Regions from separate parts of the Homo sapiens genome. Here region 1 is linked to region 2. Evidence: chromatin loops called from intact Hi-C (ENCODE). Cell type or tissue: PC-3. All regions are shown on one strand. Each heading gives the region's core, and the rest is flanking DNA. Links, peaks and the distances in the headings are about the cores only.

Evidence for each region. A loop is a pair of places that touch in the nucleus more often than their neighbours do. Peaks named below come from ENCODE experiments on the same cell type or tissue, not always from the same donor. Only the 100,000 strongest peaks of a DNase experiment are listed, where the experiment ranks them.
Region 1: it touches region 2 in a loop (2.7-fold over the local background); 1 of 110 quality-filtered maps calls a loop at or near these places.

The regions. Positions count from the first base shown.
Region 1 is chr2:235,141,693-235,147,481 of GRCh38, forward strand. It overlaps the pseudogene CEP19P1. Among named protein-coding and RNA genes, the nearest start is that of SH3BP4, 190 kb to the left of the region's middle. In PC-3, for the core only: no CTCF peak of the experiment used is centred there; no DNase peak of the experiment used is centred there.
Region 2 is chr2:235,328,093-235,333,881 of GRCh38, forward strand. No RefSeq gene overlaps it. Among named protein-coding and RNA genes, the nearest start is that of AGAP1, 160 kb to the right of the region's middle. In PC-3, for the core only: no CTCF peak of the experiment used is centred there; a DNase peak (open chromatin) is centred at 3,199; H3K4me3 peaks cover 494 bases; H3K27ac peaks cover 2,954 bases.

The DNA.
Region 1 (5,789 bases), core at 283-5,282, 190 kb before region 2:
GTGATATAGTAACTTCAGTGAGATCAACAGTCAGTGCTTACATTCATCTAAACTCGTAAATGCGATGCCCAGCTGTGATGGTTAGTTTTACGTGTCCATGTGGCTAGGCTCTAGTGCCCAGCTATTAATTCAGATGCCAACCTGGGGGTTGCTGTGAAGGTGTTTTGTACAAACGGCTAATGTCTACAATCATTGACTTTAATCAAAGGAGAGGATCCTAAGCCTTGTGGGTGGGCCCCACCCAATCAGTTGAAAGACCTTACGTACAAAACTGAGGTTTCCTTGAGGAGGAAGAAATTCTGCCTCCACATGTCAGTGTCAGCTCTTGGCTGAGAGTTTCCAGCCTGCCAGCTGCCCTACAGATTTTGGACTTGCTAACCCCACAATTACATCAGCCCATTCCTTGAAATAACTCTTTTTATGTTATGTATGCATACATACATATGTGTGTGTATGTATGTGTGCATGTGTATATATATATGTGTGTGTGTGTGTGTGTGTGTGTGTGTGTGTGTGTGTATGGCTAACATGTTCCACAGGTTTGGTTTCTCTGGAGAGCCTTGATTAATATATCAGCTAAGCCTGGAATATATAAGCTTTCTACATCCTTCTGTTTTTCTAGGAGTTAATGATGGTCTTGGTTTTTATTTGCCTAGTTTCCAACGTAGTTAACAGTGATTTATCCCCAAATGTCCCATCCAGTGCTCTCTACATGTAAGTCTCTTTCTGGGGTGCTATGGAAGCCTCTTGCCTTGCAGGAAAGTCTGGGCCCTGCAGGGTTGGCCTCCCAGGACCCTGGAGGATTCGCTGGGTCTCACTGCCTTGTGGGACCACCCTCCGCACTCCTGGATTCCTGGATTCTGTGCCCTCTCTTGCCTGCTTTATTCCCTCAATTCAGTGAAGCACATCTTCATTGGTGTTCAGAGGCAATTGGAAATGTATTTCTCTCTCTTCAGACTGAGGGCTATAGAATTCTAGGCTGGAAATCACCTTTCCTCAGAGTCTCGAAGACACTGTTTTATTGTCCCAGCATTGCTCTTGCCAAGTCCAAAGTGCACACTGATTCTGGATCCTTTGTCTGACGCTATCCCCGCCCTTTCTGAAAGCTGGAAGGTGTTATTTTTGCCCACAGTGTTGGGAAATTTCAAGGCAACGTGTCCTGGGAAGACTATTTGCATCTGCTGTGCTGTGCACTGGCTGGTCCCTGCCCTTTGGGAACCCACATACTTCAGTTCTGGACTTTCCTTCTGCCTTCCTCTGTCTTCTCCTTTTGTTTTTTATTCTTGTTTTTTTTTTTAAATTGACACATAGTAATTGCACATATGTATGGGGTACATGTGATATTTTGATACATGCCTACAATGTGTAATGATCAAATCAAGTTAGCTGGAATATCCATTGCCTCAAACATTCATCCTTTCTTTGTGCTGGGACCTTTTCAAATCTTCTTTTCCAGCTACTTTGAAACTTATAATAAGATATTGTTAACTATTGACACCCTCCTGTACTATGGAGTGCTAGAGCTGATTCTTTCTCTCTAACTGCTACCATTTTCTTCTTCTTTTTTTTTTTTAAATTTCAGAAGCCTTGTTATTCCCTTACATTACTTTTTTAAAAGCATTATATTTTTGCTCTTTAGTCCTTGCTGGGATTTTGATAGTTTTTTTTTTTTTTTAAGTTTTTGTCTCCTTGTATGTTCTAAAAAGCCGGTGGGAAGCTCCATATAGGAAGATGGGTCTTGATAAAAGCGCACTTGCTCACGCCTGTAATCCCAGCACTTTGGGAGGCTGGGGAGGGCAGATCACTTGAGGTCAGGAGTTCGAGGCCAGCCTGGCCAACATGGTGAAATCCCGTCTCTACTAAAAGTACAAAAATTAGCCGGGCATGGTGGCGGGTGCCTGTAATCCCAGCTACTTGGGAGGCTGAGGCAGGACAATTGCTTGAACCCAGGAGGTGGAGGTTGCAGTGAGCCCAGATCACACCACTGCACTCTAGCCTGGGTGACAAGGGTGAGACTCCATCTCAAAAAAAAAAAAAGAAGCGCATTTGCTCTAGGTGTTCTGCATGAACTGTTCAATTTGGGGAATTGCTTTCTTATGTTGATTCAGATTCCTGGACTCCAGCAAACTCATTCTTAGAAGCTCAAAGGCTGAGGTTCTGGGAGCCCCCTGGTAGAAGCAGGGTGGATGTCTTTTTTTTCCCCTAGTGCCTTCAGAACAGTGTTTCTGGCCCAGAGGTGCTGTTTCCTCCACACAAGACCCTGTCTGTTCTCCCCTCCGGGAGCTCCTCTAGTCTCTGCTAGGATGGAGGTGAGGTCATCTGGTTGGTGGGCAGGGTAAGGAGATCTGGGAGTCTCTGTACTTTTAATCGACTTTCAACTCTTCCTGCAGTGCTTAGCCCACCCTCATCCCCTTCCAGAGTGCTGGATGCCACCAATCCCTGAGCTTCCTGGCTCTCTAGGGTTCAAATTCAGCTGCTAAGTTAGGATTCTCCTGTTTTTTGGATGGTTCAGTTGCAATTGGTCCTGCCGCTCTTTGGCTTGCAAATCCTTTTTGCTATTGTCTTGTCTTCTCTTCTATTTGCCCTTGGAAATGTATGACTAAAGAATAAAACAAATGACACAAGTGAAAACCTTTGCTGTATTTTAGTGGGGTCTCAGGAGGAAACGGGGTGAATGCGTGTGTGCAGTGCTTTGAAATTTACAGGCAGCTTCCCTCACCTGCCCTCCATGCATTCAGCAGCCACTGTTTCTGAAGCTTAGACCTGGAGGGTGGCTTTCATAAGGACTCTCTTCCTGGCAGGGGAGGTCTCCAGATTGGGAGTCATTCCGGATGTGAGGAATTCTCATTCCACTTTTGGATCCTAACAGCTGGTGACTAGGAGTAAGAGCTGCTTCATGTGATAAGTAATGACCCTGAGGTTCTGAATTGGGGCTGGTAGAGAGCCCCTCGTGAGTCCTGGGAGTGTTTGGGTCTCCTGCAATCTTATCAGCTAATATCCAATGCTTTTGTCGCACCCTTCACTAAGAATGTGCCTCTCCAGGAGTCTAATGGACTCAGTCTCGTCCCTCAAAGTGTGGTTCTTCATATTAATGAAAATTGATCCCTTTCTGACTTCACGATGCTGGGCGCTGTGAGCATTCAAAGCACAGCAGATTAACTTCTACGTGGCTGTGCTCAGGGGTGATCTGGGCTTAGGCTGGCTGGCTCCATCCCTGCTTCCTGGTCCAGCCTGGGAGTGATGGAGTCCCCCAGGGCACTTGCCTCTGTCCCTGGTGTTGCATCTACACTGAGCCTGAAGCGTTCCGTTGAGAGATGGCAAAGGCGGCTCATGAGACGATCTTGTCTGGCCTCGGCTTGACTTCATTGCGATGGATGCAATTACAGCTCCAAGGGGACATGCTGTTTCTTGGAAAATCATTTGTTTTCTTTCAAATCATGGACCTGATGGATCTAGGAGAACTTACTTTCACTGACTGGCTAGCTGATGCTACCTACAACTTGGCTTTTAGTGTTTTCTGTGGTCATCTATGTAGGTAAAGAGAGATGTAAAGAATGAAGCCTGAAGGAAATTAATTTCCTAATTTTTATTTTAAAAGCTATATAGAGTCTTTAAAAGCTCAGTTATGGAAGTATAATTTAAATGGAATAAAATTCACCAACTTTTTAAAATTTTTTTACTGTTTTATTTAATGAATATTAATTTTTTTATAGAAAACATAGAATTTCTAGCAATTAATATTGTAGTAAGAATAGATGTATGAAGTCACAGATAATCTTGCTAAACAAAGATCTTCTCTTGTAGATCCAAAGTCATGAGTAGGCCTAAACTGGCAGTACCTATTGTTCATTTATTGTAGGAGGATTTCCCATTTTATAAACAAACATGTTATTTATGGGAGGAGGTTCAGGGCTTCAGAATGTCTTCAGTGTATATTTCCTGATACTCAAGGGGTGGAATTCCCCTTCTGTCCATCAGGTGACAGCTACTTGCAGCTGAGGGCATTTTGCAGAGGCTTCTCCAGAGTTAAACACATAAAAAGATAATTCCCTGGTAACCAAATATGGCCGCTGTATTAGCCCATTCTCACGCTGCTGTGAAGACATACCTGAGACTGTGTAATTTATGAAGGAAAGAGGTTTAGTTGACTCACAGTTCCACATGGCTGGGGAGGCCTCAGGAAACTTACAATCATGGCAGAAGGGGAAGAAAACATGTCCTTCTTCACATGGCAGCAGCTAGGAGAAGTGCCGAGCAAAGGTGGAAAAAACCCCTTATAAAACCATCAGATCTTGTGAGAACTCACTCACTATCATGAGAATAGCATAAGGGTAACACCCCCATGATTTAATTACCTCCCACCAGGTCCCTCCCACGACTTGTGAGGATTATGGGAACTACAATTCAAAATGAGATTGGGTGGGGACACAGCCAAACCAGATCACTTCCCACCCCAATCTTACCAAACTATAAATTACTTACTGTTATATATGTGTATATATATATAATTTCTTATCTCTTTACTATCTCCCCTCCCCTTCTTTTCAGTTGCTCCTCTCTAGAATCCTACACAAGCTTTTACCCAAATACTACCATTTCAAGGGCCAGCAAAGTCCTTCACTAAAGGACAAAGTCTTCCTTTGCTATTCTACTCTACAGTCATCTAGGCTCTGACCTTTAGCCATTATCAAGCATCTGGCTTTAATCTTTTGGTTGCCTAATACTGCTAATTAGCTTTTCACAAGTTTTGACATCTTCCAATTAGATTATAGGCTCCTTAAAGGCAGATTCCTGCCAGGTGCAGTGGCTCATGCCTGTAATCTTAGCACTTTGGAAGCCCGAGGTGGACAGATAGCTTGAGTCCAGAAGTTTGAGACAAGCCTGGGTAACAAGGCAAAACCCCATCTCTACAAAAAAACAAAGAAACAAAAAACAACAAAAAAATTAGCCGGGCATGGTGGTGCACGCCTGTCATCCCAGCTACTTGGGGGACTGAAGTGGGAGGATTGCTTGGGCCCAGGAAGTGGGGGTTGCAGTGAGCTGAGATCTCACCACTGCATTCTAACCTGACCAACAGAGAAAGATCCTGTCTCAAAAGAGCAAAAAATAAGGCAGATTCCTTTATTCCATTTTTTCTATTTTCCTCATGCACCTACATAGTAGATGCTCTAAATGTCCTGGTTTTGAAAAGTAATATAGTCAATCCCCCGTGACTCAACATATACATTTTAGTGTTCTCTAAAGATTTTTCTAGAACCAATCTATGTTATTTATATAAACATGAATATTCTGCTAGCCCAATAAATCTTTTGAGTGTTTCGTATCAGAACTTATGAGCTGACTGTGTCCCAGCCACAGGACTGCAGCTGTTCATCCTGTGGGATTTTGACCTCAATGTTGTAAACAAAATTTGGATCATTCTTCTGATTTTTCTCAAAAAGTTCATCCATGATGCTCTTCCTTTTGGCAAGCTCCTTGTCATCCAGTGTGTTCAGGTCTTTTCCAGGATCAATGGTTGTTTCCGGTCCAATTTGTCCCATTGTTTCTGCCCAACTCTGCCTCCACAGGTAACCTTGTAAAAAACCGGATAGCTTCTCTAGCTGCCTCGGGAATCCTTGTTACGGGTAACTCTCGTGTCGTAGGTTATTCTTTAGCTGTTCAGCCGCTTGCGTGCAACCTGAAAACTTTGAAAAATTTTGAACTGGCAGAATGCGCGAGCGAATTCTCCCCTTGAATTTCATTCTCGTAGATTAAGATGCTAGCTGGAGGCTAAAATCAGATGCCACACT
Region 2 (5,789 bases), core at 367-5,366:
TCTACTAAAAATACAAAAATTAGCTAGGCATGCTAGCGCGTGCCTGTAGTCCCAGCTACTTGGGAGGCTAAGGCAGGAGTCGTTTGAACCTGGGAGGCAGAGGTTGCAGTGAGCTGAAATTGTATTACTGCACTCCAGCCTGGTGACAGAGCGAGACTCCATCTCAAAAAAAGAATGAAAAAGATTTTAGATGGCACCTGGTCCAGCCCACACATTTTGCAGTGATTCTGGAATGGCACTCTTTTCTTCCATGGTGAGCTTTTCCTTCCCTTGGGAGAGCTGTGCCTCACACTCAGTCAGGGTTCTCTAGAGGGACAGAACTAATAGGATAAATAATAGAGTCAGGGTTCTCTAGAGGGACAGCACTAATAGGATAGATACATACATAACAGAGAGTTTATTAAGTATTAACTCACACGATCACAAGGTCCCACAATAGGCCATCTGCAAGCTGAGGAGCAAGCAGAGCCAGTCCGAGTCCCAAAACTGAAGAACTTGGAGTCCGATGTTCAAGGGCAGGAAGCATCCAGCACGGGAGAAAGGTGTAGGCTGGGAGGGTGGGAGGGTGGCCAGTCTAGTCTTTTCACATTTTTCTGCTTGCTTTATCTTCTAGCCTCCCTGGCAGCTGATTAAATGATACCCACCCAGATTAAGGGTGGGTCTGTCTTTCCCAGCCCACTGACTCAAATATTAATCTCCTTTGGCAACACCCTGACAGACACACCCAGGATCAATACTCTGCATCCTTCAATCCAATCAAGTTGACAGTCAGCATTAACCATCACACTCAGCAAATCACACCTGTCAGTTACTGTCATCTGTAGTGATAAAACAGAAAGTTCTCCTCATTTGTATGTCTGTGGCAGATTGAAGATGACCACAAATTCTTTGACTCTTCTCCATTGAGAAGGGGATTGAGGAGGGGCTCCATGTCCTCTCCCTTGGTCCCAGGTGGCTCCATGACTTCCTGACCAGGGATTGTGACAGAAGTAGCACTGTCTCATTTCCAGGCTCAGGCCTTCAGAGATGGGCAGCTCCATTTCCTATCTCTTACAACACTTACCACTGGATTCCAGCCACCCAGCTACCAGAAGCCCAAGCCACAGGGAGAGGCCATTTACAGACAGCCTCTGACTTACAATGGTTCAAGTTAACAATATTTCAACATTGCAATAGTGTGAAAGCCATGCCCAGTCAATGGAAACCTTATTTTGAATTTTGACCTTTTCCCAGGCTAGCAATCTGCAGCATGATTCTCTTGTATTGAGCCACAGCTCGCAGTCAGCCATGAGACCACCAGGGTAAACAACCAATGCTCTACAGTGCACTGTGTTACCAGATGATTTTTGCCTAGCTGTAGGCTAATGTAAGCATTCCAAGCACATTTAGGATAGACTAGGCTCAGCTATGATGTTTGGTAGGTTACGTGTAATAAATGCATTTTCCACTTATATTTTCAACTTACAATGGATTTGTTAGGATGTCACTCCGTCATAAGTCAAGGAGCATCTGTAAAGATGCTCACGATCCCAGCTGACAATCAGCATCATCTGCTAGCCGAATGAGTGCACCATTTTGGATGTCCAGTATAATTGAGCCTGTAGCATTAGAGTGATTTGTTATGCAGCACTAGATAACCTGAACAAGGCCAGTTCCCACACCCTCCATCCTAGAATCTCAGAACTCAAAGAAGTCTTAGGGGTTATGTCTTCATTCAACAAATATCTACTGAGCACTTGCTATGACCAAAGAAATGTTCCAGACAGTAAAAATTCAGCACTGAACAGAACAAACAAGATCTCTGTTCTCACAAAATTTATAGTCTAGCGTGGAGTAGAGGGGGAGAGAAAATATAAATGATAGGTGCTATGCAGAGAATTAAAAGAGAGAAATAAATGCAACCTTGAATTATATCAGTTTTTATTTTATTTTCTTTCCTTTTTTTTTTCTTTATGAGACAGGGTCTCACTCTATTTCCCAGGCTGGAGTCCAGTGATACAATCAGAGATTTTTTTATTATTATTATTATTAGTATTGCTACTTTCTAGCTACAACTGCTAGCTTCCATTCTCTTAATATTTATCTGGTGTATCGTTTTCTAGCTCTTAAATTTTAAACGTTTTGGGTGAGCTCATGTTTTATCTTGTGAACAACATATATTTGGATTATGCTTTATTTATTTATTTATTTATTTATTTATTTATTTATTTATTTATTTTGAGATGGAGTCTTGCTCTGTCGCCCAGGCTGGAGTGCAGTGATGCAGTCTGGCTCACTGCAACCTCCACCTCTCAGATTCAAATGATTCTCCTGCCTCAGCCTCCCAAGTAGCTGGGACTGCAGGTGCATGCCACCACACCCAGCTAATTTTTGTATTTTTAGTAGAAACGGGGTTTCACTATGTTGGTCAGGCTGGCCTTGAACTCCTGACCTTGTGATCTGCCCACCTCGGCCTCTCAACATGCTGGAATTACAGGCATGAGCCACAGTGCCCAGCCGGATTATGCATCTTTTAATAGCTGCATTCACACATTCATGTTTGCTCTAATTAGACATATTTTGAACTTGTTTCTTCCTGATTGTTCTCTATTATTTAACCATGTTTTTTATTTTATTCTCAATAATTGAATCTCTTCTACATCATCTTCAAGTTTCTCTCCAAACCTAGCTTCTGCTTAAATATATACAATTTAAGGGCACCAACCTTAGATAGCTAATAGATATTATGTAGGTAAATAATCAAATTCCCCTTAATTTCCACCTAGGGATCTTCATGCTGTATCCCCATAGAACGAGTCCCATCTATTATCTACCTGACAACATTGCAGATATTTGACATGTCCAGCATGTTCCTCCTCTCCTAGGTCTTCTCTCTATAATGCCTTCCATTCCTTCATCACTCTTCCTCCAGGACAGTGTTTCGAGAACTATTACTTCACTTTGCTCTCCCCCCTTTAAAATGTGGTGCTCACATCTGAAGAATTAGCCCCACAGTAATCTGATCTGTCCCAAGAGAAAATGAGATTGTTCCCTCTCTCGTTTTAGACAAAATCCCGTCATTGCCCGAGCTAAGCTGGCATTGACTCCTGGAAGCCAACACACACACAGTGACTCACAGCAAACGCACAGGCAACCAAAGCCTCGGCATCTTCTTCCTGCTGAGAAGCCGCATCTCCTCCATCTTACGTTTCACAGCTGAATCATCTTAACGCAAATACCCAACTGTACAATTATCCCCAATCAGACGTCATCTTTTTACAGTCAGTCCACTGCTCCAGGCTGTCAAGATATTTTTGGATTTTTACCAATATTGTGTTACCCACAGAAGTAAATGTTTTCTTTGTTCAGATTTTCTCTCTACAATTTCCTTGGCTTCAGTCCAATAATTCTTTATATTCCATTTCTTATGTACAAGAACTATAGTCATATCTATAGGCAATTTGTGGAGAGGATGAAAGAGTGAGGTAGAAAGTTGCCCCCAGGCCAGGCACAGTGGCTCACACCTGTAATCCCAGCACTTTAGGAGGCCAAGTCAGGTGGATCACCTGAGGTCAGGAGTTTGAGACTAGCCTGGCCAATATGGCAAAACCCCGTCTCTAGTAAAAATATAAAAATTAGCTGGGCGTGGTGGCATGTGCTTGTAGTCCCAGCTAGTCAGGAGGCTGAGGCGTGAGAATCACTTGAACCCGGGAGACGGAGGTTGCAGTGAGCTGAGATTGCACCACTGCACTCTATCCAGCCTGGGCCACAGAGTGAGACCCTATCTTAAAAAAAAAGAAAGGTGCCCTCAAAGAACTTGCACATGACCCCTCTCTGAGCTCAGTAAAACTGTCACACAGTGCATGTGAATGGTCAACCCCAGGAACAAACCAAGAGGTTGCTAATGTGTGACAGAAAAGTCTGGGGACACTCAGAGACCAACTGAGAAAAATCTCAGGAAGGTAGGATTACATTGTGATTGGCATGTAATAAGCAGAAATCTATGCATTTGTGTCATAGCATGCTTATAGAAAAAAGGAGTTTGTCAGCAATAGCAGTATGGCAAGAAATGCAGGTTCTTAGAACAAAGGTTGTTGGCATCTTAGATTCAATCATGGCATGGGCTGAATTGTGCCCCCCCCCATTTATATGCTAAAGTCCTAACCCCCAGTACCTCAAAATGTGACTGTATTTGGAGATAGGGTCTTTAAAGAGGTAATTAAGATTAAATGAGGCCATTGGGTTGGATCTTAACGCAATATGACTGGTGTCCTTATAAGAAGGGAAGATTAGGACACAGACACGCACCCAGGGGAGACCATGTAAAGTCACAGGGAGAGGACATCATCTGCAAGCCAAGGAGAGAGGACTCAGGAGAAACCAGCCCTGCCAACACCTTGACATTGGACTTCCAGCCTCCAGCATTGTGAGAAAATTAATGTCTGTTGTTTATGCCACCCTGCCCACGGTAGTTTGTTAAGGCCACCCAAGAAAACTAATATAGACCCTACCAACATGTGTGGTAACCCTCCCCTGAGGCCACCTTCCTGAGACCAACAGCTTCCCTTGTGCTGACTCTATGCTCCCAGGAAACCATCTGCCTACGGCATCCCCTGAGGCAGGCACAGGTAGGAGAACACACTTGTTGGGCTGCCCCAAGCATTTATTGTGCAGGCACGTTTCACCCAACTCTTAACAAACCAGCATAAGGTTTGTTAACATATGTGCACATGCATGCAGGTACAGTGGGTGCACCTATGTGTGTCTGCATCCCACAGCCTTCACTACAGGTAGAGACATGCACCAGCCTTGGAGAGACAAGCACATCTGCCTCTAAGGAAACTTCACCCCTAGGTGCATTGGCAAAATTGAGTTTCTGAAGAAGCCAAGTTGAGGGTAAGCCCAGGACATTAGTGAACAAGCCAAAATTCACTTGCCATTTTGTTACCGACCACTGGTTCTTGGGCTCTCAATGCCATAGAATTTGACATGAGGCCAAAAAAGTTTCCCCAGACAGGATTTTATTGGAGCTGACTCCTGGACATAATGAGGGCAGCATGAGAGGGAGAGAGAATTCCCTGACTGACTTTCCAGAAAGAGTCAGTAGGGCTTTTTTATTAGGCAACACTCAGGAATTGACATCAGGAGTAGGGTATGCAGGCTGGCTGGGCAAAGCACGTGAGGGGTAGGGGATGCAGGTCAGCATTATCTGGCTGCCGTGGTTCTCTTGAGCAATGGGCCACCTGGTAGTCTGGCCTGCAGCAACAAGGCTATAAATCGATTGTTTAGCATTCCTTCCCAGGACAGGACACTACCGACCTTGGTTATCTCCTAAGGCCAGTTCCTGGAATTCTTTAAGTAAAAGGCACAGTTAAACATTATGGTGTCCGTGAGATATTGGTGTGGGTTTTGTGAGCAATGGGAATGCTCTACTGGAGGTGAGCTGAAGCCAAGCCCCGTCTCTGTCTCAATGTTATGGGACTATCTAAGTGGCCAGAAGGCGACGTACCAGCAAATCTTTCATCTCATCACCTGTGAACTTGGAATTGCGATAGCACTAATACAACCTAGAAGCTTTGTTTGTTTTTTAAAAGCAGAAACATGTGACAATTTAAGAATTCAGATGAGCCTAAAGAAAGAAAGGAAGGGCTCATGATCTGTGGACTGTGGCTCAGTATCTGGATCTAGACTGAGTCTTGCCTGTGACTGCATGTGATTGGCCCAGCACGAGAATCTCCTAGTGACAAGGCTTCTGGGTGAAAAAAGGGGTCTTATACATTTGGTACTTCCTTGTTTTACACAATGAGCTA